Regions from separate parts of the Mus musculus genome. Here regions 1, 2 and 3 are each linked to region 4. The links are chromatin loops, found by intact Hi-C in ENCODE. Cell type or tissue: left cerebral cortex. All regions are shown on one strand. Links, peaks and the distances in the headings refer to the core of each region. The heading gives the core; the rest is flanking DNA. Region 1 holds the start of Fnip1 (folliculin interacting protein 1). Region 2 overlaps Acsl6 (acyl-CoA synthetase long-chain family member 6). Region 3 holds the start of Lyrm7 (LYR motif containing 7). Region 4 holds the start of Rapgef6 (Rap guanine nucleotide exchange factor (GEF) 6).

Region 1 (7,361 bases), core at 1,185-6,184, 85 kb after region 4:
AGTAACCTTAATATATTGCTACTGCAACTATAAAACAAGTATGTTTGAAGAAGTTTGGGAACTTTTTAAAAAATTAAATAAAACTCTGCACATGAGCCAGCAGCTCTACTGCTCAGTATCTATACCCAGAAGAAACAAAAATTATTTCTAATTAAAGATCTATACACAAATATTCACAGAAGAATTGCTCAAGTATCTTTTATCTGAGGAGTGAATAAACAAATTGTGAGTTGGACAGATGACCAAATGGTTAAAGTGCTCGCCCAGCAAGTGTGAGGACTGGGAGTTCAGATCCCCAGAAATCCAGAAATGCCAGGAGGGCATTCCCTGTCACTTGTCAGTCCAGGTCCATTAAGGCAAAGCAAGATGGTTTGCCAGAGCAAGCTGGGTAGCAAGATCAGAATCATAGGAACCTCTGGGTTTGACTACAAGACCCTGACTCAATAAGTAAGATGGAAGGTCAGTCCAAGTAACATCAAATTCAGCGAGCACACGCGTGCACACACGCAAAAGAATAAATACACATGAGAGAGAGGGAGAGAGAGAGAGCGAGAGAGCCCAAGAGCAAAAACAAAAGGTATGCTATATCTGTACAATAAATCACCTACTTAAAAGATGAATGGAACTACTAAAAAGGCAACATCGTAGATACATCTCAATAAACATTATTGTGGGTAAAAAGAAGCCAGACATGTGGCTATGGAAGTCATAAAATCACATTTATATGAAATGTTCAAAAAGCCAAAATATAACAAAAGAAAGCAGACCAAATTGTTCTTGGGTGAAAGGGGGTTAAGGACTGTGGAAAAGGAGGGAGCACAAGCTGACAGAACGAATGGTTGTGAAGGTTCAGTGGAGTGCTGAGTATAAACTGTGTTTGTCTGTCAGCCCTCATGGGACAGTAACCTTCCCCGTGTATTCATCTTTTATTGTATTTTAATTATATATCAAGGAAATTTTAAAAGCTGGATTAATTAGATCTCAAGTCACTAGGTATGTGATCCAGAATTCTCATTTTCTCACATTACACTTGTACACATCTTGTTTTCAAAGCAAGTTTTCACGATGAACTGCAGGTATTGGGCTTCCACGCTGGAAAAAGGATTATAAAGTCATCTCTACATTGCTACTTGCTCTATCTCACAAGGTTACTGTGAAATGAGATAACTGATGGGAAAGTTCTTTGGCAGCAGTAAAGTCTTACACAACCATATAGAACACTTACTCAAAAAGTAGATTTTGGTCACATTAACAAATTGAGACTCTTGTAATCTTGGTTACCCAAAGTCAGTCTCTGCACAGAAATAGAAACAGTGGTCTATTCAAATGTTATCTTTTAAATCTCTCTCCAGAGGCTGCTTCCCGGGTCTCTGGTTTTCCTAGGTGTCCCGGTGTATTATCTGGTGTTATCTGCACTTTCGCTTTTCAAAGGAAAAACAACTGTCAGATGACTACGGCACAAGACATTTACTTCCCATTACGAAGAAAAGCCACTGCCATGAAAATTCTTTTGTTAAGCTTGTTTCCAAAACGGTAACTGACCTTTTTCTCCCATTAAATATCAGTTAAATTACTTGCCATTTGATATTCAATCTCACACATTGTTTCCTGATGGGATCTGTATTATTGACAGCGTGGATAATTTGAAAAATATTAAAGCCTCTAAGACTTATGTAGTGCAGTCATCTGATACTTGGGCTTGCTGCAAAATTTGACACTGTTTCCCTTTTACTATTACTGTACAACTGAGTTCTCGGCCATACAGCCAAGTTTGTCTGATATGTGACATTTGGCCTAGTTACATGCGAAAGTTTCCATAGCGCATTATGGAAGACAAAACAATATCTTCTTCAAATACAATTCCACGGCTGAATTTAACCATTGAGCTAAGCTTCTATATATCTGACAATTCTAAAAAGTTACTGTACCAGCAACAGGTACTGCAATCAGAAAGAAACAAAGCATGCAATCACAAACAAACACACACACACACACACACACACACACACACAGCTACCGTTTTCCATTTGCAAGAAACTCCTTTTCAGTAACAGGTGTAAGAAGGGAAAGAAAATTCGACAGTAAGTTCTACCGCAAGTCCTCCTCGAGTCTGGTCAGTAGTAACCCTAACCACTTCGGTTTCGCATTTCTCCTTCGATAACACTAAGGTCGCTCGGCAAGAGAACTGCACAGCTCCAATTTTAGTTTCCAAGAAGCCTGACAGACCGCCAGCCTGCCCACTCGCTCCTCCAGCCTCCTCAGTGCTCCGCAGGTTGGCCGAACGCGCGACAGTCTGCACAAAGCCACCCGAGGGCTGCGGATCACAGGGAGACAGCAGCTCCCGGCCGGGCCCCGGAGGCCTGCGGTGAGGTCGCAGCCCGGGCAGCGTGCGGACCGACAGCCTCCCGAGGCCGCCGTGCTGGGGCTGGGGACGCGGCGCGTGGCGCGGGCGGGGCATAAACAGCCTAGCGAAGAGGGCAGGGGACCGCACGCCCCGCCCGAGGCCGCGACCCCTCGGGGGCCCGCGACGCCTCACCTGAACGCGCAGTCCGGGTCGCGGGCGTCTCGTCCCGGCGCGCCTAATCCGCTCCGCTTGCTGAAGAGCTTCTGGAACAGGGTGGGGGCCATGCTGGCCGCCGCAAGACTGGGGTCGCTCGGCTGGGAGCTCGCAGGAGGCCCCCCGCTCCTACCGCCACCCCGCCACCCCCATGGGCGCCTCAGTCATATGACAGAAATTAGTCACTTCAAACGGCCACGGCGCGCGGGGCGGAGCGCGAGATTGAGGTCGCGGCGATTGGCTGGCGACGAGCCGTATCACGTGGCAGCAAACTGAGCGGGGGGCGGGGTGGGGGTGGGGAGGCGGGGCCGCCTGCCATTGGCTGGCTCACGGGTCCGTCACGCGGCCTCTCACGGGGCGGGGCGTGCGAGGGCGCGCGCGGCTGGGTGGCAAGAGAAAGCCTCTGGGACCCAGGCCCGCCTCTGACCCTCCCAAACTGCTAGGGCTCTAGGAGGAGACCTAGGTCTGTGACTTGAGGTGCGGTTTCCATTGACGCCCGCACTTAGTCTCTAGGAAGATCTAGCGACTGGGGGCTCAGGCTCGATCTCCTTGGTAACCAAAAAGATCACAAGCAAAACCAAGAGAGGCAAGCAGCCGTAAAAAAAAAAAAAAAAAAAAAAAAAAAAAAAAGACATCTATCTAAAAATATCTAACCCTTTATGCTAAGTATTTAGAATTTGAAAGACTGCGGTTAAAGAGCTCAGTAGTTAGAGGCCCTGGGTTTGATCCTCATCACCAAACAAGAAGTTTAGCAAAATGTCTAAGAGAGACAATCAGAACTTCCATGAAACAAAGCTGTATATCTTTAATATCTGGGTATGAGGAAAGGAGGAACTGTAACATTGTTACCAAATGGCAAGACTGCTCTCAAAACGGAAAATACAGCTCACGAACATCCTTCCAGTCTTATCAAACCATCAGTGTTCAGATCAAATTCGTCATCCGTTTACCAGGATGAGGGATTTCGTACAGTGGAATGAAGTTCTCTGAGAAATGTGGATGAATGTGGGGAAATACTGGTGTATGTTTGCAAGGGTAGACAAAGACGCTTGAGAATTTCACTTAGCTAGACATAGGAACCAAATCTTTAAGAAGTTGTCAGCTGATCTGCAGTTGAAAAAAAATAAATAAGTAGCCCTTATTTACATGGGAAAAAGAAAAAATGCCGGGCAGTGGTGGCACACGTCTTTAATCCCAGTACTTGGGAGGCAGAGGCAGGCAGATTTCTGAGTTCAAGGTCAGCCTGGTCTACAGAGTGAGTTCCAGGACAGCCAGGGCTACACAGAAAGATCCTGTCTCGAAAAAACAAAACAAGAAAACAAAACAAAAGAATAAAAGAAAAATTAGCAGGATATTTTTATATCGTTAATAATTTATCACTGGTCAGCATGTTGAGCTGTTACAACATGTTACAAAGTCTCATGTTACAAGACTTTTTTATATTTATTGAGACAGGGTCTCTTGCTGGCCTGGAGCTCACCAAGTAGTGTAGGATGACCTTTCTGCTTCATCTTCTTTGACAGCACAAGAATCACAACCTTGCATTCCTTTGCCCATCCTTGAAGTAGATTCTGGGAATGGAATGCAGGTCTTCTTGTTCACACAGCAAGCACTTCATCTCCAGAGCTGCCTTCTGAAGGTGTTGGAGGAGGAGGGAGAAGTCTCCAGTTCACTCTCCTGTCTCCACCGCTCCAGTACACAAGACATTTAAAAAGCACTAATTATAGATAACTAAAACGAGAATTTGCAGCCAAGCAGTGGTGGCATACACTCTTAATCTCAACACTCTGGAGGCAGAAGAGGGTGGATCTCTGTGAGTTTGAGACTAGCCTGGTCTACAGAGTGAGCTTCAGGACAGCCATGGCTACACAGGGAATCAAAAAATAAATTTGCTCATTGCACAAATTTAAGTTCTGTATACTGGGGATCAACATTAACAACAGAAAAGTTAATTTTATAAGCAAGAAGACTGTAAATGGTAAGGTAATTGCAGAAAGTGATTAGTGTTACGCAATTAATGAACTAAACAATGAAATTATGTCACAGGAAGGTCTTTCTGAGAATGTAGTGCAATAGTTAGATTTTATTCATAGGTCCTTTGTAAACTGCTCATTTCAAAAGTTCCTGGGTATGGTGGTTTGAATAAAAATGGATCCCATAAGTTCATACTCTTGAATGCTTGGTCACCAGAGAGTGGGACTGTTTGAAAGGATTACAAGGATTAGGGGATGTGGCCTTTTTAGAATAGGTGTGGCCTTGTTGGAGAAAGTGTATCACTGGAGTTTGCTTTGAGGTTTCAAAAAGGCCACACAAGGACCAGTGCGCTCTCTCTCTCTCTCTCTCTCTCTCTCTCTCTCTCTCTCTCCCTCTCTCTCTCTCTGCCTGCAGATAAAGATGTAGCACCATGCCTGCTATGCACTATGATCCCAGCCATGATAAAGGACTAAGCCTCTGAAACTGTAAGCAAGCTCCCAATTAAATATTTTCTAACAGTTCCCATGATCATGATGTCTCTTCACAGTGATAGAACAGTGAAATTTTTTTCAAGGAAAATATTTGTGACATTTTTAAATATAGGAAAAAAACCCCATACATCTGCTAAGTCAGTGTGTGAGCTGCTGACGTTTCTTGTTTTTATACACATTAGATAAAAGTGAGTAGAATCAGACTCACGCTTCTACTGGACACTGGAGCAAAGATTCTTAAGGACAAGAGGCTGTCCATGGCTGGCACAGAGATGAATCTTTCCAGGTTCCCTCAGAAGGAAGTTTCCGAATACAGTAACCTCATGTGCCTTCATCTTGGGAAAAAATTACTTCATGGGTGATCATAGATATTAATAGTAGGAGAAGCATTGCTGCTTGCATAAGACATGCTTTATTTTAGTGTTCTCCACTCATGCAGTTGCTTCATGTCTGAATGCTCAGTCTTGAAAGTACAGAGAAAAACCAAATGTATTTGCTACTGTTCATCACATTTCCCTTATACCTCAACATAATGCTACAATAGCAGAGTGAAAACCCTGAAAGGATACAGATTTATAATAAGGCATACTATACAGAAGCGTTTATTTACCCTGCTATTTAATATGATCCATTGTCATAGAGAAGCTGAGGTGTCTTGAAAGCAAGCTCTTTATATTTAGGGAAGAGTCAAGCAGGGATAGAGAAAATATAACAGTTTTTATCTAGTCATTCATGCTATTGTACATGAATGTGGAACAATGAGTTAGAAGTATTAAAAATAAGCCTAGAAGTTTCAGTCTCTGCCAAACTGGTCTCTGTCCATCAGCTTCAAGACCATCCTTCTTTGACTGGGTATGGTGATGCACAACTTTAATCTCAGCGCTCAGGAGGCAGAGGCAGGTGGACCGCTGTTGAGTTGAGTCCAGCCTTGCCTACATAGAAGTTCCAGGACAAATAGAGTCACATAGTGACTTAAAAAGACAAGAAAAAAAATTCTGAAAATATAAATGGCAGAGGTAGTCTTCGCTGTACATATCTGCTGCTTGTCTGACATAGGAAATGGGCTAATAAAACTATAATCTGGCTCCTTTAACCACCGTGCTAATAAACTTGGATTCAGTTGTCTAAATCAGTCTGAAAGAAAACTTTCACTGATTAACATCTCAGAGTAATCAGTCCATTTATACAGACTTGAGTCGACTCAATTCTTAAAACGCTTAAGCCAGCTATTTTGTGGCTATATGACAAGAAAGTGGCAGTGGTTTGACGTTCAAGAAGGAATAAACCTTGGTTTGTTTGCAAGCATCCCTGGTGTCCTTCCTACTTCAGCCTGTTTGAGGCTCTGAGGAGACAGTGTTGAGAGAGAGTCCCCATTGGGAATTTACTTCTTAATGGGAGGAAACCAAATGCCTGCAGGTGGTGATAGGAGCTACAGCAGAAACCGAAGGGGTGGAAGAAAAACTTAGGAGGCAGCCATGGAAAAGATGGTAAAGAACACTCTGAGGGAAAGAAGACAATGTGCGGAGGCTCGGCAGAAGCAATAGGTTTGGTTTGAAGAGAAGGGAAGCCAGACTCTGGACAGGAACATGAGCTTGCATGTGGGTAGAAAAATACAAGGGGCCAGATTATCTAAATCATGGTTCTTTGCAAATCACGGGAAGGAGGTTAGGAGTGGTGGGAGAGGCTGGTTATGTAGCTCAGTGGTACAGTGCGTGTGTGAAGTCATAGGGTCAATCCCTGGCACTGCAAAAGAGTAAATGATAATTCTGTGTAAACAGCCCTACTTAGACTCCGTGGATCACAGGAAAATAGAAAAAAAAACAGTAACACAACATGAAAATTGAAGAAATTGTTGGGAAGAAGTTCAGCATGTGTGGGAAGGAATAGGAAGGAGTAGTGGAGAATGAAAAGTGACCAAATGCATCACCTTCACCTAGGAGACTGTCAAAGAGTGACGCAATGCATGAGTGATGGAAGCTGTTGAGTAAGGTTAAAATAGGAAAGGGCCATGACCCAGCTCATGAGTCCAGTCTGGCTATTATGTAGAAAAGTTATTATAGAAGAGAAGGAACGGAAGGAGGGCGCCTGTGTTGGTGGAGGGCTGATAGTGTTTACTGGTGTTGCTTTGGAGATGCAGGTGAAGTACGTTCTAATGGAGGAAAATCAAATATATTGCCAACATTAAAAAAAAAACTTTAGTTTTAATTTTTCTCTTTAAATGGTGAGATGGGTCTATAGTTAAGAGCACTAGCTGTTCTTCCAGAGGACCTGGGTTAGATTTTCAACATGCACATGACAGGGAACCACCACCTGGAAGTTTAGTTCCAGGGGATCTGATG
Region 2 (7,361 bases), core at 1,334-6,333, 160 kb after region 4:
AAGTCTGAAGCAATTCATGCCCTTTCATTTCTTTCTTGTAGTGGGTAGTGCTCTGCAGAGGAGGAAGAGGACACAAGATGCATTTAAGGGCCACTGTTTACTTTCTGAGCACATTTGTACCCTCCCATTAAGTGTGATGGTTTCCACACAGATCTTGAAGTTCAATAGAAACATACAAGCAAAGCTTGTTTATAGTTAGTCATACCTAACTACAGAGACACGTAAATGGAAAGCCAACTATGGGGTTATAGTCAAGTAGAAGGACAATGAAAAACAGATTTTAAAATTTGGAATGCAAAACTCCTTGCCCTTAAAATAATATAGATAATCTAATTCAGGTAATGATGTTCAATTTTAACTGATCGAACATACATTAAACATTTAAAAAGCCAGTGCTCTTCAGGTGTGGCTTTCAATGTGTTATTTGTCTTGCCAGAAATGTATTTCAAGTTTAACACAAACAGGGCTGGGAGTGGAGCTTAGCAGAACACTACTTGCCTTGCATGTGCAAGGCCCTGGTGTTGCTCCTCCATACTGTGAAAGAAATTAATGTGCCCAGAATTGCTCATTTAGTCAATGTCAGATTAATAGGTGCAACAGTGAGTCTTCAGAAAGATGATGCCCAAGGAATGTGTAAAAAAAAAAATACCTGAATAACTATGTCAATTGAAGCTGAGGTCATGACGCAACATGACTGAAACAGGTGTGTGATCAATGATGCAGACCATCCCACAGGCCTGCGTGATGGATAACTCAGGTTCTGACTGAGAACATTCACTCACATATATGTTGGGACCATCCAACAGGCCTGTGTGATGATGCAGGTTCGAACTGGGAACTTACAAATAAATTGGATTTCCCTCAGAGCTAGGGAGTTCCTTGTCCTGGCCACCCTGATCATAGATGTGTTAGGGAAGATCGTGCGACCTGCATGAGTTCTCTATGTACTTTCAGAGTCCTGTTCCCACAGAAGAGAAACACTTCCCTGAGGACCTTGCCCTCCTTGGGTGCACAATTTATAGTGCGGACTTGAGCTGCACTGCCCATGGTATCGAGGCTTTTTGGTGACATCAGAATCTTGGCACCCAGATTTAGGGTGCAACTAAACATATGATACAATTAAGGTTTTATGGTCCATTAGGAGCATCTGGAGGTTCTAGGAATGGAATCATGCCGTTAGCAGGGATTCTTCTATGTTGGACTTCCATCGTTTTCTAGGGAAATTTTGAAGACGTTCTTTTATTTGGAATTATCAGCTATTCCTCTCACATTTGCTGTGATATCATTTGAAAAGAAATCGAGGTTGTTCACAATTTCCGCCATATTGCGTCTCCCAGACCCGGACAGACATACTGAGAATGGAAAAGGCAAGGACTGTAGCAGAAACATGGGTGCGTGAGCTGTTGGGCCCTGAGACACCACTGAGTAGCTTCCCCTAAATGTTTGCCAAGAGTCCATTTGCCGCAGTCAACAAACATCTTTTAAGCTTCCCTATGGTAAGAAGTAGGCAAATAAACGCAACCCCCACCTATTCTTCTGTGCATAGATTCTGAATACTTCGGTGAGCTCGATAAATGAGCAGATTACTGAAAGACCTATGGGGGTTGTTAGATAGATATGATATTTGCTGTAAGGACAGCTGCATTTCCACTTTTCAGGAGTAACAGTTAGAATCAGTGAGAAGGTTTTCGTACCGGCAAAGGTGCTCGCATTAGAGCAGAGGAGTCAGGTCACATGGGAACTATCGGGTTTTGTTTTGGCGTGGCTTCCTACAGCTTGCTTTAAGTTCTAGGTCTGATCTAACTGTGATGGTTGACAATCAGTTATTTAATGAGGTAGTCCACATTGCCTAGACTTTCACTGTACCTGGTTATTACTCCACAAATAATTAAGTACAATATATCAGTTATGTTTTTTCTTTATGTTTAATGGAATTCTGTGAACATTGCGAATATATTACTTTTAGTGGTACACAGTTCTTCAGAAAGTGTCTTGATTTGTTTTTACATTACCGTTTGCGATAATTTTTTTTAGCAGCTTGCTACAATATCATTTAATAAAAATAAAGTGTACTTGGTGATGGTAGAGAAAATATTGTTAGAGACTTCTTGGGTCAGGAAAGGCTCAGTTGCAAAAATCAGGTGCTTGTTCACTTTGAGCTGTGGCATTCTGATTCCTTTCTCTCACGAATAACTATAATATTGCTGCAAAGTTCATCGGACTGAGACGGGCCCTCCTGGAGCTTCACACGGAGACTAAGTAAAGCTCTTCTATTTGCTTTTTGAAGTACTCTCTCAGCTCCGGTCTCTTAGCCTTTAGTGTTGGTGTCAGCAGACCATTTTGAACAGAGAACATGTCACAATGGATGTAAATGGCTTTAACCTAAAAACCAAAGGCAGAACATATCTTTAGTGGGAGTTAAACACAGCATTTATAGCATACAGGGTGAGAGTAAGCAGGCAGAGAGGAATATGCACCTTGGCTTAAGAGTACCATGCTGAGTCAAAATTATATACAAACACATTTCAGCTTATTTGATATGGCTGGAACCCACCCTTTCCTTTTGCCATCCATCCATCCATCCATTCATTCATTCATTCATTCATTCATTCAACAACTTTACAGACATGAACAGTTTGTTTGTTCTGCTAGGCACCAAGAATAAAAGGAGTCCTAAATACCAGCACCCTAAGTGGTGTATATTAGGGTTTGCAGAGCAGACTGCAGGATGCTGGGCACTTTTTAACATGATGAGCAGGGAATGAGGAGCACAGACCTGAGGTAGGGTAGTTAGTGAGGTAGGTAGTGAGGTGCAGTCAGGGAAATCAGCGAAGATTTCACCAAAAAATGAGTTGAGGCCAGGTATAGCTCTTAGCTGGTGCTTGACTACCGAGTAGGATGCGTGGGTTTGCTCCCCTAACATCCTATAAAGCCAGGATATGGTGGCACAAAACTCAGCACTCAGGAGGTAGAGTTAGGAAGGACAGAAGTTCAAAGTCACCCTCGGCCATCTATCAAGCTGAAGTTCAGTTTGGGACACCCCCATCTTAAATAAATAATCAAGCAGCAACGAGGGTGGGGTGGGTGGGAAAGTGAGTGGGGGAGGGTTACACAGGCACAGTCATCAAGAACAAAACCAGGATTGAAGAAGCAGGATCTACAAAGGGACAACTAATGGCTTCTCATTGGTACATAACGAAGTCAAGTGTGGTAGGGATGAAGCTGAAGGCATAGACAGGCCAGTGTGGAGAAGGTGGAATTTTATTCCAAGTGCAAGAGGAAAGGGCTGGAGATTTCTAAGTAAAGCAGACACATACGTGCTATAGAAAGAAATCTTCGGGAGAAACTGGAAGTTGGCTTCGGGGGGAGTTAAGAATAGAAGCATATGTCCCGCTCATCGGAGACAAGCCAGCACTCATAGAGCGGAAGCAGGCACAGAGATAGGTGAGCAGGTCAGAATGAATCGGAGGCACAGTGACAGATGTAATGTGGAGGGAGGCTGCTGTGAGGACTCCAGTGCCTGCTTTAGATGGCTGCCTAGGGATGATGTAATTTTTACAAAGAATGCAAAGGGAAATGAGGGGGAGCATAATGAATTAAATCAATATCCTACTGTAGACATTTTTTTTTTTTTGAGACAGGATCTCATGTAGCTCAGACAGGCCTTACTCACCATGGAGCTGTGCATGACCTAAAACGTAGGAGCTCCCTTCCTCTCTCCTCCATGCTGGGACGACAGGCATACATCACCATACCTGGTTTGTGCAGCAGGAGGAGGGAGGATAGAACCCAGGGTTCCGTGTATCCCAGGCAAGTACTCTACCAACTGAGCTGCATCCCTAGCCTGAGCCATGAGCTTTTGTGGACTCCTTTAGAGAGAGGCATGGTGGGAGCTGATCTAGCATTCTCATTGCTGCCTTCTGTGTGGCAGAGCCCAGGCTCCTCAGACAAAGTCTTTTTGCGAGGTGGACTGTGTACAAGAAAGGATGGAGGGATGGTCTAGGAGTGTCTCATAGGACTTCTGTCATGTGCGGTTCCAAAAGGAAGACTTCCAGGCAGTTGTCTGAGAACGTTACATCTGAGTCAGGGCTGAACACGTTAATGGTGTGATCTTTAAGAAGTTGTATCCTAACTAGGGCCAAATCAAGTGATCTCTGCAGAGGTAATGCACTTATTAAAGAGTTCTAACACGTATTTTAAAAATCACATCAAAGTGTGTGTGTTAAAATACACAGAGAACCAGGTATAGTTTAGGGTAACTAATGTTCATTGAGCACCTACAGGGTGTACTATGTTTTACACCAGGGATACAAGGAGAAACAAGTAGCGCTTACTCACATGGAACCTACAATCCAACGAGAGGTGTTAGTATTTGGCAGACCTGTGCAGGGATGAGCGCCGGGGGGGGGGGACTACAGCTGCTCCTCCAATCTCCCTGCCCCACTTCCCCCGTGCTAACAGAAACCTGACTTAGTTGGGCCCAGAATCCGTACCATGACTGTCCTGTTCTCTGATTTCTCAGCTCTGCTTTGCAGCTAGAGGACAGCCATAAGATCCATATCTGGTTACTAGTCTAGAAAAAAATTCTTCCCTAATTAAAAAGTTCAAGCACAGCTACTTCTATTTCCTCTCCCCTTTCTTCCTTGAATGTGAGCAATGTTGAGAGTTACTGCAGCCACCTCACCACCATGGATTGAAAAGCCAACACACTAAGGGTTGAGAGAAGTGGAGAGACAGGAAAAGTCCGTGTCTTTGAGGACCTGTACCTACCTGGGATCATCCATCTTTCCACTTATGCAAAGAAGGAAAACCCAATAGACTGGGAGTGGGGTTTTTCTGTGTGAGTTGGCATTTCTTTCTGATACACCACAGACCCTAGGCTTGGCAGAGTTTGCGCTGTGTTTCCTTATTATGTTTCTCTTCATTGCTGTGACCAAAATACCTGACAGAATCAGTTTAAAGGGAGACCAATATCTCTGGCTCATGGTTTCAGAGGGATTGAGTTCCTCATGGCAGGGAGGCCGACACAATGGCTCCATCAGTGGCAATGGGAGGGAGGCTGCAACTTGTTCACATGGTGGTGGATGGAAAGCAGAGAGATTAGAACAAGAGGGGTTTGCTCAAAGACTTCTGGGACCTGCTTCCTTCAGTCAGGTCTCACTTCTTAAAAGATCCGTGACTTTTTCAAGATAGTGCTACAGGTTGGAAACTGAGAGCTCAAAACATGATCCTGTGAGAGACAAGGTTCTTTAAATAGGTATATGTGAGCTGAACGGTGGAGAGTAAGCGTTAAGTTAGCCAGCTGTAGACAGCCAGGGACAGGGTGGAGTGGTCCTATTGGAAGCGTGTGCTCAGGCAGAGGCAGTGATGTTCAAATCTCTGCAGCCTGTTACAGATGTGATACATGTGACATAGAAGAGGATGGGTCTGGAAAGAATGGCCATATTGGAAAGAGCAGTATACATTGCTAGCAAGTTTGGACATGACTCTCGACATGGAAAATTAAGCCCGAATGGCTCTTTGGAAAGATGACTCTTAAGATGGATCAAGGGGCTAGGAAGATGTCTCTGATATTAACAGTACAGCATCCTAGCAGGTGGCTATTTAGAGGTGACAAAGAATTCTTTGCTCAAAAACTCCATTATATCCACTGAATTTTTTTTACATACACAACCCCCCCAAAAAAACCTTAAGACAAAAAAATTGTCTAATTTTCAGTGTATTAAAAAAGGAGTCTTATTGTTCATTTATGTCCATGAAACTGGCTTTCCAAATTTATCCATCCGTCCATTTGTCTGTCCATCCATTCATCTATCTATTTATCTATCTATTTTATGTGCATGGGTGTTTTGCTTGCATGTATGTCTGTGCGATATGTGCATGCAGTGCCTGTGGAGACCAGAAGAGGGCATCATATTTTTTGAAACTGGAGTTACAGACAGTTGTGAGCCTCCATGCAGGTGCTGGGAATCAAAACCAGGTTCTCTGGAAGAATAACAACTTTTCTTAACCACTAAGCCACCTTTCCAAGTCCATTTGTATGTATGTACATACGTATGTATGTATGTATGCATGCATGTATCTATGTACATACATATGGATGAATATAAGTAGTTTTGAGACAGGTATCTCTCATTGTGCATCACTAGTTGACCTGCAACTCACTATGTAGACTCACAGGGAATCCACCTGCCTCTGTCTCCTGAGTTTACTACCATGCCTGGGTCTTTCCAACTTTTAATAAATTTTATAGAAGAAATAGAAAGAGAATGCCTGACATTAGCTTAGACTTCTATATTGAAACTTGTCATTGAAATGAGATTTATAGAACTTTCATTAAAAAAAAAAAAAAGATAGCATTTAAACATTGCATTGGAAAGTAAGACCTCCAAAGCCTCCAGTTATGTTATTTCACAAGACCATGAACTTTCCAGGGGCTGGAGAGATAGTTCCTTGGTTAAGAGCATTGGCTCCTTTTCCAGAGAACCCGGGTTCCATGACCAGTACCCACTTGGAAGCTCATAACCATCTGCAATTTCATACCCAGAGGATCTGACGCCCTCTGCTGACCTCCAAGGGAACTGCACATACGTGGTACATGGACATATTCAGGCAAAACACCCATACCCATAAAATAAAGAAATGTAAAAACTCAGAAACTTAAAAAAGCAACAACAAAAACAAACTTTTGTATTCTGAAGATTTTCAAAGGTATTGACTCGAGTTTGCTTGTAGATAATAAACAAAATAAATAAATAAATCATTTAAGATGAAAGATGGAAAGAAAGATAAGCATATCCATGAATCAGGGAAATGATAAAAGCATCTCTAAACTGATTCCACAAGTATCCATTTCAATGAGAAGCAACACAATATGACTAAGGAGAAGGTTACTGGTTAGAAGCTGAAAAATCTACATGTCAAACTTCATTCTGTATTGTCTATGCAAATTAGTGAGCCATTCAAATATCAAGAACATTATTAATTCACAATTAAATGTGCTCAAGTATATGCTAGTCATCTACTTGTTACTAGGACAGTTTAAGTGTATCCTATTTATTTATTTATTTATTAATCTACTCATTTAGATATGCATCTTCTAAAGATCTCTGTCAATTACTAATGGCTGACCTATTTCTTAGAATTGCATGTTTCTGGAATTTATGCCACAGTAAATCCATTTTTGTTTTCTAACTCAAAGTTTAGTACAAGCAACCCAGCCCGGTAACCCTGAACTCCTAAAGTTTATACAGGATAACGTAAACGCTGGATGTAGTTAGGTCATTCTTCATGTGTTTAGAGCTAATCCTTCAAGGCTGGACAGGTGGCTCAGCAGGTAAGAGCACTTACTGCTCTTGCAG
Region 3 (7,361 bases), core at 1,035-6,034, 340 kb before region 4:
CACCTCTATAGGAAATTTTGATTTGCCAGTTCTGGGAGGAGGCTCGGCTTGGTACAGTGCTTTCCAAGCGCGTACGGAGTTCTAGGTTTGATCCCTTCCTCTCACGAGCCCGGCTTGGTGCTGCACGCCTGTAATCCCAGAGTTTGAGAAATGAAGACAGGAGGATGGAAGAGTTTAGTTCATCCTTCTCCACATTGTTTGAGGCCAGCCTGGGCTACCCGAGACCCTGCTCCAGAACAGTCTGGTTTCTATTTCAAGTTGTTCTGATCACATTTACTGGGTGTGATACCTTAGCCTTCCCTTTTTTAATTTTTTAAAAAAGATTTTTATTTTATATGTAGATGAGTATTTTGCAAGCATGTGTAAGAGTGAATCACATCTAATGCTTTGGATCCCCTGGAACTGGAGTTACAGTTGTGAGCCATGTGGGTGGAGGGAACTGAAGCCTGGTCCTTTCTGCAAGAGGAACAAGTGCTCTTGACCGTGATCGTTTAAACCCTCAGCTGTTTGAGGCCTTAGCTAAGAGCCAGGTGAAGTCTTACATCAGGTGGGGTTTTTTTGTTTGTTTGTTTCTTGCTGTGTGTGGCAGCAATTCTCAGTCATAACTACACACTAAAAACCACTTGGGAGCTCTTTAAACATCTCTGGCCACACTCTGCATCAATTAAGTCCAAGACTGCAGAGATGAGACCTTAGGTGGCAGTTGTTTGTAAGCCTCTTGGGCCATTTTCCCCGGCAGGAATCAGCTTCAGGTAAGATGCTCCACCTGGAAGAAACAAAAAGTCTTCCTTGGCCCCACCTCCACCCTTCCTCCTCTCTATCCCTTTGCTCCTCCTAAAAAGTGTTTTCTACATATGGTGTGCACTTTGTCATCATTGGTCCTTTGGGTCATTTCCTCCTTGTCGGGATTAGGCAGGACCTCCAATCAGCGTTCTCTAGACAATCGCAGTTGTCATATAGATCTGTTGGCCTGGTTGCTACAGTTGTTACCCTTGTCTTCTTTCAACATCTCACACCCTTGCCCTCTGGATGTTGGTTTTTTTTTTTTTTTTTCCTGCACGCTAAGCCTCCATTTCCATACCTCATTAGATTTTGTTCCTGGCCCTCTTATCTGACAATCTCCAAGTGGCCATAGGAAGAAACCTTGGGGACTTAGAGAGATGGTTCAGCGATCAAGAACACAAACTGTTCTCACAGAGGCCAGCACAAACATCACAACTGCCTGTAACTCCAGCTCCAGGGAAGTCAGATGCCTTTGGCCTAGCAGGATGTCTTCAGTCACCCATGGACATGTGAGCACACAGGTCTCACACACACACACACATGTATACACATAATTAAAAAAAAATAAAATGGGAAAACTTAAGCCAGATGATAGTAGTGCATGACTTTAATGTCAGCACTCTAGGGCAGAGGCGGACAGATCTCTGAGTTCAAGGCCAGCCTAGTCTAAAGAGCAAGTTCCAGGAAATCCTGTCTCATAAATAAATAAATAAATAAATAAATAAATAAATAAATAAATAAATGGAAAAGCTATTTCCTTTGAATTGCCCTATATGATGATATTTGACTACTTTGTCTCAACAAAATTATTATTACCATTATTGAGACAGTGTCTCATATAGCCCAGGCTGGCCTCCAACTTGCTATGTAGCCAAGGATGACCTTAAGCTCCTGTCTTGACAAAATTATTGATAGTGGTTGTTGGCAGTCTTGGTGTCCTATTCTTTGCTATCAGAGCCATTACTGGTACTTTGCAATCACTGGTAAATAATGTCTAAACATAAGACATTAGATTAGGAGTCATGTTCGTTTATTTCCGTAACTACCGAAAAGGTCATGAATATCAGTTGGCCTGGCTTATGGTTAGTTATGGTTAGTTAGTTATGGTTAGTTAGGTTTCTAGTACATTCTAGATGATGCTTATGGTCCTCTTAGTTAGGTTTCTAGTACATTCTAGATGATGCTTTTGGCCCTGGTGCTGTGGCTTTGAGGAACAGTGATATAATGTAGGGAAAACCGCTTATGTACTTAGAGGCAAAAGAATAAGAATATTACATCTGCAACTTACTCTTTTGACAACGTTATTTATTTATTTAGTTTTTTTCAAGGTGTGTCTGTCTGTCTGTGTGTGTGTGTGTGTGTGTGTGTGTGTGTGTGTAGCCATGGCTGTCCTGGAACTCACCCCACAGACCAGTCTGGCCCCAAACTCAGAGATCTGACTGCCTCTGCCTCCTGGATTAAAGGCACACACCACCACCGCCACATGCCCCATTCTTTTATCTTTAGATCGTTATGAACTCTTTTCCCTCATAGACATTCATTAGACAGGAAATAGGTTATTGTAAATTACCAAACTTTGCTATGGGACGCTATAAATTTTTATATTTCACTGACAGAGATGACTAACTGGATATCCAGTTAGTACAACCTACGTTCCAACAGTAGGGGCAGGGTGGTGTATAGGTAAGTGGGTTTGCTTTTGTGGTGCTGAGGATCAATCCTCATGTTTATGTAGCATGTACTTTGCACTTAAAGCTGAGCCTCAGGTATGTTTATCTTTTGGAGACAGGATCTCATCTTGTAGCGGGCAGAACCTGAATTTGCTATTTAGCTGAGGATGACCTTGAACTCTTGTCTCTGCACACAGCCAAAAGGATGTTTGTAAAGTGTAAACCATGGTGTCAGTCTCCTGTTGGTACTATTTCAGAGCATGCTATCCCAAAATGATACCCAAAGTCCTTTCCTTGACCGATAGGAACCTGCGTGACTGTGTCCTGTCTGTTTCTCCTCCTTCATTTACTTCCATTTCAAGCTTACTGACTGGCTTCACGCAAACCGGATGTAATGAGTAGACTGTGCCCATGTCCCCATCCCTGGGTCCTGTGAACATGTTATTAGGTAAAGAGCATTTTAGAGGTGTGATTAAATCAAGGATCCTGAAGTAGGTAGGCGCCTGGGGTATCTGGGTGAACCCAGTGTAACAACAGGGCCCTAGAGAGGAGAGGAGGGAGGTGATGAGGCAGCAAAGGGACAAGATTCTGGTTTGGATGACGGTTGGGTGGCATTCTGGAAGTCCTAAGTGTGATTTGTTTCCACCAAGGGAAAACTGGTCACAGCAGAGCTGCATTCTCCCTGGAGGCTCTAGAGGGCAGTCCACTCCCTTGTCTTTTCCAGCTTCCAAGATCATGTGCTTCCCTTCGGTTTTTGGGGGGTCTTTTTTATTCATCTCCAAAACCAGCAGAGGAGTATCTTTTTACATCTCCCTCTTTTCCTTCTTCCACTTTCAATGTGACTCATTAGGCTCACCAGACCGTACATGAAACGTCTCCCATCTCAGAATATTTAATTCACTTGCCAAATTCCTGCAAGGCAAGGCAATGAGAAGTTCTGGGCACCTGAGTGCACACATCTTTTGGAGGGCATACTCCTGCCTGCCACATAGCTCCAGGAACTTACATGATGAACAGTTGGAATTTCCACTGAGTTCTGGCGTTTCTTCAGTTCAGTTCCCACCACCGGATCAGTAAAGAGTGTGAGCTGTCTCGTTTCCCTTCATCTCTGGAACAGCTGAAGAAACTATCATGTTGGCTTAAGACTCACTTCTGATCTCATTTGGGCACTGTAGAACTATGTTTTAAAATTTTATCTATTATATGTATACAATTGCATGACATTATGGGCACCACAGGCATGTAGGAGCCAACGGAGGCCAGAAGAGAGTACTGGATCTCCCAAAACTGGAGTTACAGCCTGTTGTGAGCTGCTGTGAAGGTGCTAGGAATCCAACTCCAGTCCCCTGCTGATCAGTAAGTGCTGTTAAGCACTGAACCATCTCTTCAGCCACAGGATCCATATTTTTAAATAACATAGAAGGGTTTTCATTAACTTTCTAATCAGAAGTTATTATTACAAATTACTTTTTTTTTTTAAGAAATTGATCTATAGTACTACAGAAGCCACCACAGTATAAGATCATCTAATTGATTATTGTTTTGGATGAAAGACAATAGCCACTACACTTGATTTCATTGGTTCTATTAAAAGCACTTCTGCAGCCGAGCAGTGGTGGCGCACGCCTTTAATCCCAGCACTGGGGAGGCAGAGGCAGGCAGATTTTTGAGTTGGAGGCCAGCCTGGTCTACAGAGTGAGCTCCAGGACAGCCAGGGCTACACAGAGAAACCTTGTCCTGAAATAAATAAATAAATAAATAAATAAATAAATAAATAAAACCTCAATAAGAAATTTTTAGTGAGATTTTATTTTTATGAGTGTATGAGTGTTTACCTGGATGTGTATGTATACCGTGTCCTTGGAGGCCAGAAGGTGTCAGATCCCCTGGGACTGGAGTTCAGGCAGTTGTTAGCTGCCATATGGGTGTTGGGAAATAATCTCAGGTCCTCTGGAAAGAACAGCAGTGTTCTTAGGCTTTGGGCCAGCTCTCCAGCCATCAATAACAATTTTTAAAAGTTGACAATTATCTTTGTGTTCTTATATAAGACTCCCTAGGCATGGTATTTCACATTTGTAATCCCAGCCTTGGGGAGGTAGAGATGGGAAGATCTCTGAGACCAGGACAGCCAGTCTAGCCTAACCAGTGAGTTCTGGGCCAATTCTAGGTTTTGAACAAGGTAGAAAGCATTCCTGAGGACGAGTACAGGTTTGGTGGTGACAACTTTTATTCCAGCACTCCAGAGGCAGCAGATCTCAAAGTTTGAGGCCAGCCTGATCTATATAACAAGTTCCACACCAGACAGGGTTACTGTGACACCCTGTCTCAAAAGCAGAATTTTTTTTTCCTTTTTGTTTTTTGATTGACACAGAGTCTCATATAGTCTAGACCAGGGCTGTCCTTGAATTCTTGATGCTCCTGACTTTACCTTCCAAATACTGGGTTTTCAAGTATATCCCACCACACTCAGCTTAATCAAAGATTAAGAATCTTTGATTCTTAATAAACAGTCAGTTTTACCTAAAAGTAGCCTAAAATGTTACAGGAATGTTGAACGCAAATGATTGCGGAACAGGAGCAAGGTGGAAATTTTTATCCATGCCTGCAAGTACTAAGTTAAAATGTATATAAATGTTTTATGGTTATTACTATGAAGCTTCTAATAAATTATTTCCTACCTCAGCAAAACCAAAGAACGGGGCAAGATAAGTAGGGCAATAATGCAGAAGGTGAGGAGGCTCTGGGATCAAGGGTGTGAACTTGAGCAGGCAACTCAACCGCACCTTTGGGGGGAATAATTAAGAGAATGTACAAACAGAACGTTCTGGAGTCAGCGTTCTGATATGTATGGGCTGTGGTTGTTAGGACTTAGCTTTTGTTTGCTTACGTTCCCAAGGAGACAGTCACAGCCCGGAAACCTTATAATATAGACACTTAAGAGACGCCCACGCCCTTAAACAAGAGATAAAAAACGAGCAGGTTCCGAGGCCACCCAGTAACAAACAGTGTGCGCGAGCGGCACGCTAGGCGCGGCGGAGTGAAGTCTGCCCCTAACAAACATGGCTTCTCAGCTACTTCCGTCCTCCTGTCCGTAATTTGGCACCGCGGCTTCTCGCGTTTTTATACTTAGCTCTGCTTAGCAAACGCCTGAACTTCCTCCTGCGGGGAAGGCGGGCTAGGAAGGACATGTTGCATTCTGATTGGTTGCTATGCGGAGCGTCGCCAGCTGTGCCCCGGCCCTGATTGGTTGCCAAGAGGGGGCGCCCTCAGAGGCGGAGTCAGCGGCGTGGGGAGCCATGGGTCAGCCCGCCAAGGTGACAGGGCCGGGAGGAGGGTGCAGGGATGCTGAGGCTCAAGACCCCGGCAAGGGAGGGAGGCGACCCCGAGGGGGGCTGAGAGTGTAAGAGGGTGACAACCTTCAGGGGCAATGAGTGGTAGAGGGTGACAATTTTGAGGGCAGTGAGGAGAGACGACCCTATGGACCGTGAATGGAGGAGGTTGATAGCCATGTGGAAGAGTGAATGATGAGGGAGACAACCTGGAGGGGCTGCAGTGGAGAAGGGGGGGACAGTGAGTGAGGAGGGAGTGGATCTCGAGGGGCGCGGAGCGGAGGAGGGTGACAGCCACACGAGACAATGAATGAGGAGGATGGCTGATCCATGAAAGGTAGTGAATAGAGGAGACTGATGACCATAAACCGACCACCTATGCCTTAATAAAGAAGTTCCATAGTAGGAAGACTATAAACAACTAATAAAATCGTAAGAAGTGCTTCAAATTAATAAACAGCATGTTTTGTGAACCTATAAATAGGATTTAACTTACCTAGAGGAATACAGAAATCTCTAGTGGGCGAGAGGCAGCATTGCTGAGCCTACTTGTTGATGGCAAGCCCAGGCAACATAGATCTTGTCTCGAAATTTAAGAATCACGGGGACTTATAGGCAGACACCTGAAGTTTGATTAAGAATTAGGAGGGGCTGGCCTCAGACTTGTAGCTCACACCGGCGGCCAATTCTCAGCAATCTTCATGCTAAGTGCTGGGAATCTGACTCCCGAGCCACTACGCCCAGCTACTTTTTGCGTTTGAAAAGAAGTTTCTTAGTAGGGCTGAGGTTGTATTTAACTTTTAAGTTGGAGCCCTTAGCATTTTCAAGGCATTGGCTTCCATGCCCAACAGTGCATAAATAATAAGTAAAAAGATATGATTAGCTACAATGTAATGCCGGTTCTAGTAGATTTGTGGTAATGAAGATCACATTTTCTTTTAAAATAACTTTTTCAACTATTTTATTTGCAAGGCATGTATGTCTGTGCACCATGTGCATGTCTGGTACTCACAGAGGCCAGAAGAGGGTGTCAGATTCCTTGGAACCGAAGTTACAGGAGGTTGTCAGCTGCAGTATGGCTGATGGGAAGAGCCTGGTTCCTTTGTGAGAGCAGCCAGTGCTTTAACCTCAGAGCCATCTCTCCAGCCCCCATTTTCTTTTTATTAGGATAATGGTCTTAAGCTAGTGGTGCTGTTTTTATATTAATGGACACCCCCACTCCCCAGGAAGTACTATATAAAATTACTCCGATTACTATCCTTTAGTGTTCCACACTGCAGACTTCCTATGGTCTTAAACTTTGGGATCAAGTGATCCTCCCTTCTCCACTTTCTAAGATGCAGGGACATCTAGACACCTAGTCTCGTGTGTGTGTGTGTGTGTGTGTGTGTGTGCGCGCGCGTGTGCGTGTGCGCGCGCGTGTGCTAGTGTGCTTCTGCCTGCCTGCCTATCTGTCTCTTTTTTGTTTGTCTTTTTTTTTTTTTTTTTTTTTTTTCGAGACAGGGTTTCTCTGTATAGCCCTGGCTGTCCTGGAACTCACTTTGTAGACCAGGCTGGCCTCAAACTCAGAAATCTGCCT
Region 4 (7,361 bases), core at 1,289-6,288:
GATTTGAAATTCAAACCATAATGTTGCCTATTTGTATATTTTCACATGCTTTGCACTCAGTACATATTCAAGGAAAAGGAACTAAATTAAGCTTAACACAGGAATATTATCCCCTTCCATTGTAACTTTGGTTTTTGTTTGTTTGAAACATGGTCTTATGTAGCCCAGACTGGACTGGTACTCTTAATGCTGTAGCCTCCACTTCCTAAATGCTGGTATTCCAGACATGTGTTATCATGCCTAGCTTTTAAAAATAGAATCCCCCAATCCTACCCTGAGAATTGAGCCCAAGGCTTCATATGTGACAGACAAATGCTCTACAACTAACTACACTCCTAGAACATGCACTTTTATTAACTTGGCTTCCATGATATCACTATACACTGGGTGTATGTGTCTGTTTCTGTCTCGCTTTTTGAAGATTTATTTATGTATTTTATGTATATGAGTGCTCTATATGCATATATGCCTGCATGCCACAAGAAGGCATCAGATCTCAATATAGATGGTTGTGAGCCACCATGTGGTTGGTGAGAATTGAGCTCAGGACCTCTGAAGAGCAGTGAATGCTTTTAGTCACTGAGCTCTCTCTCCAACCCCTCTGTCTCTTAATCTACCTATTTATTCTAACATTTTTTTTCTAAGACATGTCATACCCAAACACATCCATCCTCATTCATACCAGGCAGGCCTGGAATCAATGGCAATTTTCCTCCTCAGAGTCCCAGGTGCTGGGATCATAATGTGTGACCCCTATTTTCTATGTATATTCTTTATATTCCTAATTTCATATATTCTTATAACTGAAAATGTCTACATTCCAATGACTGTAAATTTTACCTCTTCTATTCTCTATACACTCTATATTGATAATTTCATAATTCTCCCAACTGAAAACAATCTACAACCCGATGACTATAAATTTTAACTCTCTAGTCCAGCCTTCTCTTAGAAACATAGCTTTTATGTGCTAAATGTTTACTCCAACATTTCTAACAGATATTTTAAATTAGACATATTGAAAACATAATTTGTGATATTACCCCCTCACAAAAATCAGCTCTGGTAAATCTCTTGTATTTCTGTTTTGTGGTGCTGAGGATGAAGTCCAGGATCTCATGACACTAGGTGTGCATTGTATCACTTCGTGACATCCAAGGCCATTTCTTTGATAACTCTTCAACTTGTCTTTGGTAACAACTTCAACACTCCATAATTTAGACCCCAAACTCTGAAACCATGTTCAATTCTTCTTTATCCTTCAGTCTATACCTAGTCTATGTTATTAACAAAGGCTCCTGGCTAAAGGTTAAAAATATTTTCAGAAGTTGATGGCTATTCAGAATCCCCATGGCTGTCATTTTAGTCTGAACTATCATCATCTCTTACCCCATTTATGCAATAGCTTCTAACTTCCTGCTCCTACCCTTGTTTCCACCTGGTCTACACTCTACATAACAGCCAGTCTTTTTGAAAATCTATCAAGACAGTTTCATTCCACTGCTTCAAAACCTTCAGATGGTAGCTCACCCATTTCACTGCAGATAAAAGTAGTTGTAGTGGTGGTGGTGGTGGTGGTGGTGGTGGTGGTGGTGGTGGTAGCAGTAGTAGTAATAACAACCCTCACATTTTACAAAGTCCTATATGCTGTGTCCTATCCTACAGCACTATCTAGGACTTCCTACCCACTCTGGCTCATTGCCCACTATTCAAGAGTTCCCTGTTAATCCTGGAATGTATGAACAGAACACTCTAATCACAGGGTCTTTGCAATGACCATTTCCTCCATTTGCATAAGCTTTCTTCCTCATAAAACTCTGCACATAATCCCATTCGTATGCATCAATAGAATGTTCATCAAGTCAGATCCTTGAGGGTCACTACCATCTTCATACAAGCAAAGTGCCGACAAGTTATGGTTCCAGGTTGCTGTGAGCTACACAGGGATACCCAGTTTCGTTCAACAAGCAAGTCAAGTTACCTAGGAAATAGCTTATTTTCCCTTTCCCCAATTCTCCTTATCCTATTATTGGAAATAGCCATTATTAGCTAGCATGTTGCATATTTATCACCTACCTTCTCAATTCCTTAATCCATCAGGATGTAAGAACTATAGGGACCTGTCTATTGTGCCCACTAAAATTTTCTAATGTACAAAATAGAGCCTTGAACAGGTTGGCAATGAATAATTACCAAATTAATATATTTATAACAGACTCTTAGGAGTCCACTACGAGAATCTTTTGACAGCAGAAACGAACTTGTGAGAATTTCATAGAACTCTTTGTCAAAATAAAGCATCACTAGCACTCTGGATAATGATTTATTAGTAACCTAAATTCTACACTCATTCAAAAATACAGCCAATGAATCCAAGCAGTTAATATTCCCTTCAACAATGTTGCTATTCCAGTAACACAAGATAAAAGTCCTCAACACAGCACACATGACCAAGCATAAGTTCCCCAACAGTTGAGAAAACGTCCTCTACTTAAAAAGACTCAATTTCAAACTAAGTAATTCGGTACCTGAAGAGAAACAAGGTTTTCCTTCATTACCTAAATAATGTTCGTAAATAAAACTTAAAATGCACATTACAATGGTAATCACCACAGAAAAGCTGATTCATAAATTATAAGTAGGAAAAAGTAGCCCCTGGAAAGGGGTGGGCAGGTGCCTTGTTACTATGCAAAGATCAAGGTTTCAGGAAGCAAGCTGGACACATCACAACTTCAATAATGGCTGTAACAAAGTCATGTCCCAGAGTGTTACCCAAAGTTTGAGACTTTCTATGCAAAGAACTCTAAGTATGAAACTCCCGTGACTAAAAATTAAAACATTTCATTTCAGTTACTGCAACTTCAAACAAGACGACTCATTGCATTTACATTGCTGTTGGGTTTTCCTTTTTTTTTTTTTTAATTTTGGTATAATACACATAGCCACTAAGATTATAGAAACGTCTTCAAACCAAGAAAACTTAACAAATAATCTTAAACTTCCCACGGAAAGTTTGAAAAAGCACCAGGGAACCACTCGACACGCATCACCCGCCACGGGACTTACTACTATCTGGCTGACGCAGAGTCTGATACGGACATTGGAAACCTGTCTTCTGGGGGCAATTGTGCAGTATCTGAGATGAACGCACAGCACACACTGGCTATGGTATGAACTGTCTCTTACACATCATTATTCCCAGCTTGTTTTTCAGCCCACCTGAGCACACACAAACTCAGAAGCCAGTCAACAGTAACGGTGCTTTCTTATCACAAGTACAAGGAAGTCCCCGGCAGGAAGCGGCAGGAAAGGTGCTCATCACCCTGCGCGGCTACGGCCAGGTCGGGGCCGAGCAGTGCTCGCCAGTGCCCGGCCTTACCTCAGGAGTCCGCTCGGGCGGCTTCTTCCTCAGTGCCTGCCGAGCGCCGGGGTCCACGGGCGAGTTCATGTCCGCAGCCACAGGCTCCCTAGCCTGCGTCTAGCTGCCCATTCTCCAGCTCCGGGTGTACGCCAGCCCCACCGGGAGGGAAATGAGAACTGTCGCAGGGTCCAAACTCAAGCAAACAAGTCTTCGCAACGCCCGCCCAGGGCCTCAGCCCACGCGCGACTGGCCAGAAAGACGCCTGCGCGGGGGCGAGACTGGCCGAGAACGCATGCGCATGCGCACGACGCGCACACTAACGCCCGCCTGGCCGTGACGTAGAGAGATGGGCGTGGAGGGGGCGGAGAATGAGCGGCTTGGCTTTTCTTCGCGAGACTCCGCCTCGGTTACAGGATTGTAGTTTCCGCATACCCAGCTTCCGGTTGAGGTTCCGGAAATGCTACGAGGGCGTCGCCAAAAATAGACTATCGGGTAGAGCTGTGGGTAAGATGCTTTGGTTTAGCGCTCGAGTCCGGAAACCGCGGGGCTCTTATGGCCCCGCGGAAATCGAGGCTGCCATTCAGCAAGCGGGGAAGCCCACGCACCGCTCCGCAAGCCACGGATCTCGGGGCAGTACTCGCGCACCTAGCCCACCGCAACCTTGTGGCGTATTCTACGCGACTTTAAAAAACAAAAACAAACCACGAAATCGATAGTGAAAGCTGCCTCAAAAAAAAAAAAAAAAAGAAGAAGAAAAAAAAAGAGAGAAAGAAAAAAGCGTTTTGAAGACTAGAGCTATAGTTCAGAGTAGCCTGCTGGTCTAGCGTGCACCAGATTGTCTTGGCTTCTGTGTGCAGAATTTTAGGATTTTCCTTTAAAGGGTTTAATGACCAAAAAGCCTCAGGTGGACTAAGGAACTCCTGATTCGAAAGTTGACAGATAACACCTGTGGGCTGTCAGAATCCTTGCCTTCTGAGAAGATCAGCATGCCAACTTGGTATTTATTTAGCACTTTGAGACTGTAGGGGAACCGACCCGCAGGTGAAATCTTATATCCCAGAGGTTTTTTCCCGTCCTATAGAACTTCAGGCCCTCTGCACCACCTGTGCAGCTTCCACTCCCGTGGAGAAACTGGTGTCACTTGTTCTGATTAAAGGACAGAACTTCTGTGGAGGTAGATCTGCCCTTTTATTTCCACTTGCCTCCATCCTAATCTAACAACCTTGACTAAAATCTGGGCAGTGAGAGTGAGTGGGTGGGGGCTGCTTTAACCTAAGCAGTGCTCAGAGCAAACCTCTCCACTCCGTTTTGTATTGAATTTTACATTCTAGTCTCTAACAAAATAAAGACAGCTTCAGTTTTGTTACTTGTCCTTTGGAACAAGAAAAGCTGCAAAAACTGATTGTTATTATTCCTGTTATGATAAAAGTAACCCTAGGTTTATTTTGGCCCCCAGATTGAGCCAGAAGTAACAGGAGCTGTCAATCAATGGACATGAGTGCTGGGAACTTAACTCAGGCCCTCTCCGAGGGCACTGCTTGCTCATAAACCACAGAGACATCTCTGCAGCCTATTGTTTAGGTTTTTTTTTTTTTAATGTTTCTATTGTGTGTGGCATGTACCTCTGTGCTCATGGAAACATCTTATAGGAGAGTGTTTTTTCTTTCACTATCTGGGTCCCGAGGAATGAAACCCAGATTATCTTGGTAGCAAGTGCCTTTTCCTGCCATGCCATGGCGACAGGGGTGTTAAGTAGCTGTTCATTTTGTCCACAGTCAGGTAATAGCACATGATGAATCCTCTTGCTTAGCTGGCCTTCTTATTCAGTCCAGTACCCCAGGCCCATGAGAAAGAAGAGTGGCTTTTTCCTAACTTCATTACCCCAATCTAGAAGCTTCTTCACAGACATGCCCAGAGATTTATTTCCTTGGGGGATTCTAGATTCTGTCAAATTGACTATCAGGCTATGTCAACAGTAAAGGCTAACTTTCAGAATTCCAGACTCCATCATTTTGGGAAAGTTATTTTGCACTGTTCTTATTAGAGCATAGGTGGGCCACACTAGTCACACCATTCCTTGTGAACCTCCACCTTCTGGCATTTCATTTACACAGAATTTTTAAAATTGAAGACTGTGACCACATCTAAGTGCATCATAGTATTTTCAGGAGTATCAGCCAACTAGGGAACGTAGTGTCTTATGATTAGACATGTTTTCCAATAATGGTTCACAGTACCTTTCTCTGGCAAGGTAAGAATCTCTAATAAAAACAGGAGAGTTCAGACTGTAACATTTCAGAGCACTGACAGTGCTGTATTTTCCATTGGACGCTGGAGCTTACCCAAATTTGAAGTTTACAACACCCTATTAGCACATCTTTTCTGAGGTTAGGGCACAAAGGCCCCATATGGTTCAGCCACTATAGACATAAATTGTGAAAAAGGTATACGGTACTTGTGCTGGTTAAGTTTTCTGTCAACTGATACATGCTAAGGTCTTCTGGGATGAGAACCTCAATTGAGAAAATGCCTCCATCAGACTGAAGTGTAAGCAAGTCTGTGGGGGCATTTACTTGATTAATGAATGACTGAGGTGGAACACTTAGTCCACTGGGGGTGGGCAAGTGCTCCTGGGTCCTTTAAGCAAGCAAACATAGCAACTTCAGTAAGCACTGCTCCTTCATAGTCTCTGCTTCCGTTTCTGCCCTCTAAGAGGAAAGCTAACCCTTTCCATCCCAGGCTGCTTCTGTTCAGTGGCCCATCACAGCAATAGGAAGTAATTGAAGTGTTGCAAGTGATCTGCATCACTTTTATATAATGTATATTTTAAGTTTATATATAGTATATAAACTATATCTCAACAGTTAATACCCCAAAGATTAATGTTCAGTTTCATCTTAATATTATTTAAGTTTTATTTATTTTTATGTGCATTGATGTTTTGCCTGCATGCATGTCTATTTGAGGGTGCCAGATCCTCTAAAACTGGAGTAATAGTTGTGAGTTGCCACATGTGTGCTGGGAATTGAACTCCTGTCCTCTGGAAGAGCAGCCAGGGCTCTTAACTGCTGAGCCATCTCTCCAGTCCCTCACCTTAAAATTTTGAAAGAGGGAAAAAAAAAATCTTGATCATTATAAACTTGAACTTTGCAGGCAATCAGACTGGAATTTAACTTTTAGTTAGGAAAGGCGGTTGTTCCCCAGTGTTGAGGACCTAACCCCTAGCAAGCATTCTACTATTGTTATGAACACACCCCTGACACCATTTAATGCATCTCTGAACATCAGTTTGTACATCTGTATGGAAATAGTGGGCTTTCAGGATTTTCAAGATGAGTTAAATCATGTGAATCAGTATGTTGTCACCACAATCCAAACAAAAACACTTCTATTTCTTCTGGAAAGTGATTTCTCTAAAATACAAGTTCATGTTTGAACAATTTGGATAGTTTTAATGAAATTAAAAATTCTTACTAAGGAATATAATAAAATCTGATAGATTATTTTAAATTTATATTATTTTCCCTTTTTACTTTTCTAAACTTAGTTACCTTTATACAAACTTTGCTAGTTTAGCTATCCCCTAGAAGTTTAAAATAGGAAATTACTAACAGCCAAGCTTAGCTTGCCTAATAATTTGTAGACATGACAAATTCACGCACCTGATAAGCTGCAACTTCACAGTCCACACTGGCCTACAGCTCGGGCTTGGTCTTATCTTGCTGCTCTATGGCCCCCTTCCACACAGAAAAGCAGATAAAAAAAAAAACCCTTTGGATCACATTACTACCTGTCACCCCAAATACCTGGGAAAACTTTCTGGTCTAAGAGACAAGTTGGACTTTACAGGAGACTTTATGACTTTAGATAACTAGATTAAATCTTCTGTATTTTACGTGGTTTCTCATAGCAAAATCAGTCTTCCATACTAAGGAATTTTATATTTTTAAAGTTTATACAAACTTTATAAATAACTGATCCATACTTTTCAAGTGTTCGA

Evidence for each region. Peaks named below come from ENCODE experiments on the same cell type or tissue, not always from the same donor. Only the 100,000 strongest peaks of a DNase experiment are listed, where the experiment ranks them.
Region 1: it touches region 4 in a loop (7-fold over the local background); 15 of 42 quality-filtered maps call a loop at or near these places.
Region 2: it touches region 4 in a loop (2.0-fold over the local background); 12 of 42 quality-filtered maps call a loop at or near these places.
Region 3: it touches region 4 in a loop (4-fold over the local background); 6 of 42 quality-filtered maps call a loop at or near these places.

What each region holds. Positions count from the first base shown.
Region 1 is chr11:54,433,564-54,440,924 of GRCm38, reverse strand. Fnip1 (folliculin interacting protein 1) reads right to left here and starts at 2,746. Exons shown (of 18, transcript NM_173753.4): 1 at 2,537-2,746. The coding sequence starts at 2,628. It overlaps LOC115487771 (a long non-coding RNA gene), which reads right to left and starts at 2,530. Exons shown (of 2, transcript XR_003949675.1): 1 at 2,018-2,530; 2 at 1-1,294. In left cerebral cortex, for the core only: no CTCF peak of the experiment used is centred there; DNase peaks (open chromatin) are centred at 2,281, 2,795, 3,372 and 4,245; H3K4me3 peaks cover 2,296 bases; H3K27ac peaks cover 1,817 bases.
Region 2 is chr11:54,356,081-54,363,441 of GRCm38, reverse strand. It overlaps Acsl6 (acyl-CoA synthetase long-chain family member 6), which reads right to left. Exons shown (of 21, transcript NM_001033598.1): 21 at 1,903-2,382. The coding sequence ends at 2,245. Among named protein-coding and RNA genes, the nearest start is that of Meikin, 11 kb to the left of the region's middle. In left cerebral cortex, for the core only: a CTCF peak has its summit at 5,895 (motif pointing right); a DNase peak (open chromatin) is centred at 3,360.
Region 3 is chr11:54,858,958-54,866,318 of GRCm38, reverse strand. Lyrm7 (LYR motif containing 7) reads left to right here and starts at 5,722. Exons shown (of 5, transcript NM_029327.5): 1 at 5,722-5,767. The coding sequence starts at 5,750. It overlaps Gm31490 (a long non-coding RNA gene), which reads right to left and starts at 6,505. Exons shown (of 3, transcript XR_879859.2): 1 at 6,279-6,505; 2 at 4,289-4,403; 3 at 3,460-3,570. In left cerebral cortex, for the core only: CTCF peaks have their summits at 3,144 (motif pointing right) and 5,703 (motif pointing right); DNase peaks (open chromatin) are centred at 3,141 and 5,605; H3K4me3 peaks cover 1,052 bases; H3K27ac peaks cover 1,216 bases.
Region 4 is chr11:54,519,137-54,526,497 of GRCm38, reverse strand. It overlaps Rapgef6 (Rap guanine nucleotide exchange factor (GEF) 6), which reads right to left and starts at 3,653. Exons shown (of 29, transcript NM_001252494.1): 1 at 3,380-3,653. The coding sequence starts at 3,448. In left cerebral cortex, for the core only: a CTCF peak has its summit at 4,270; DNase peaks (open chromatin) are centred at 3,740 and 4,411; H3K4me3 peaks cover 1,996 bases; H3K27ac peaks cover 1,357 bases.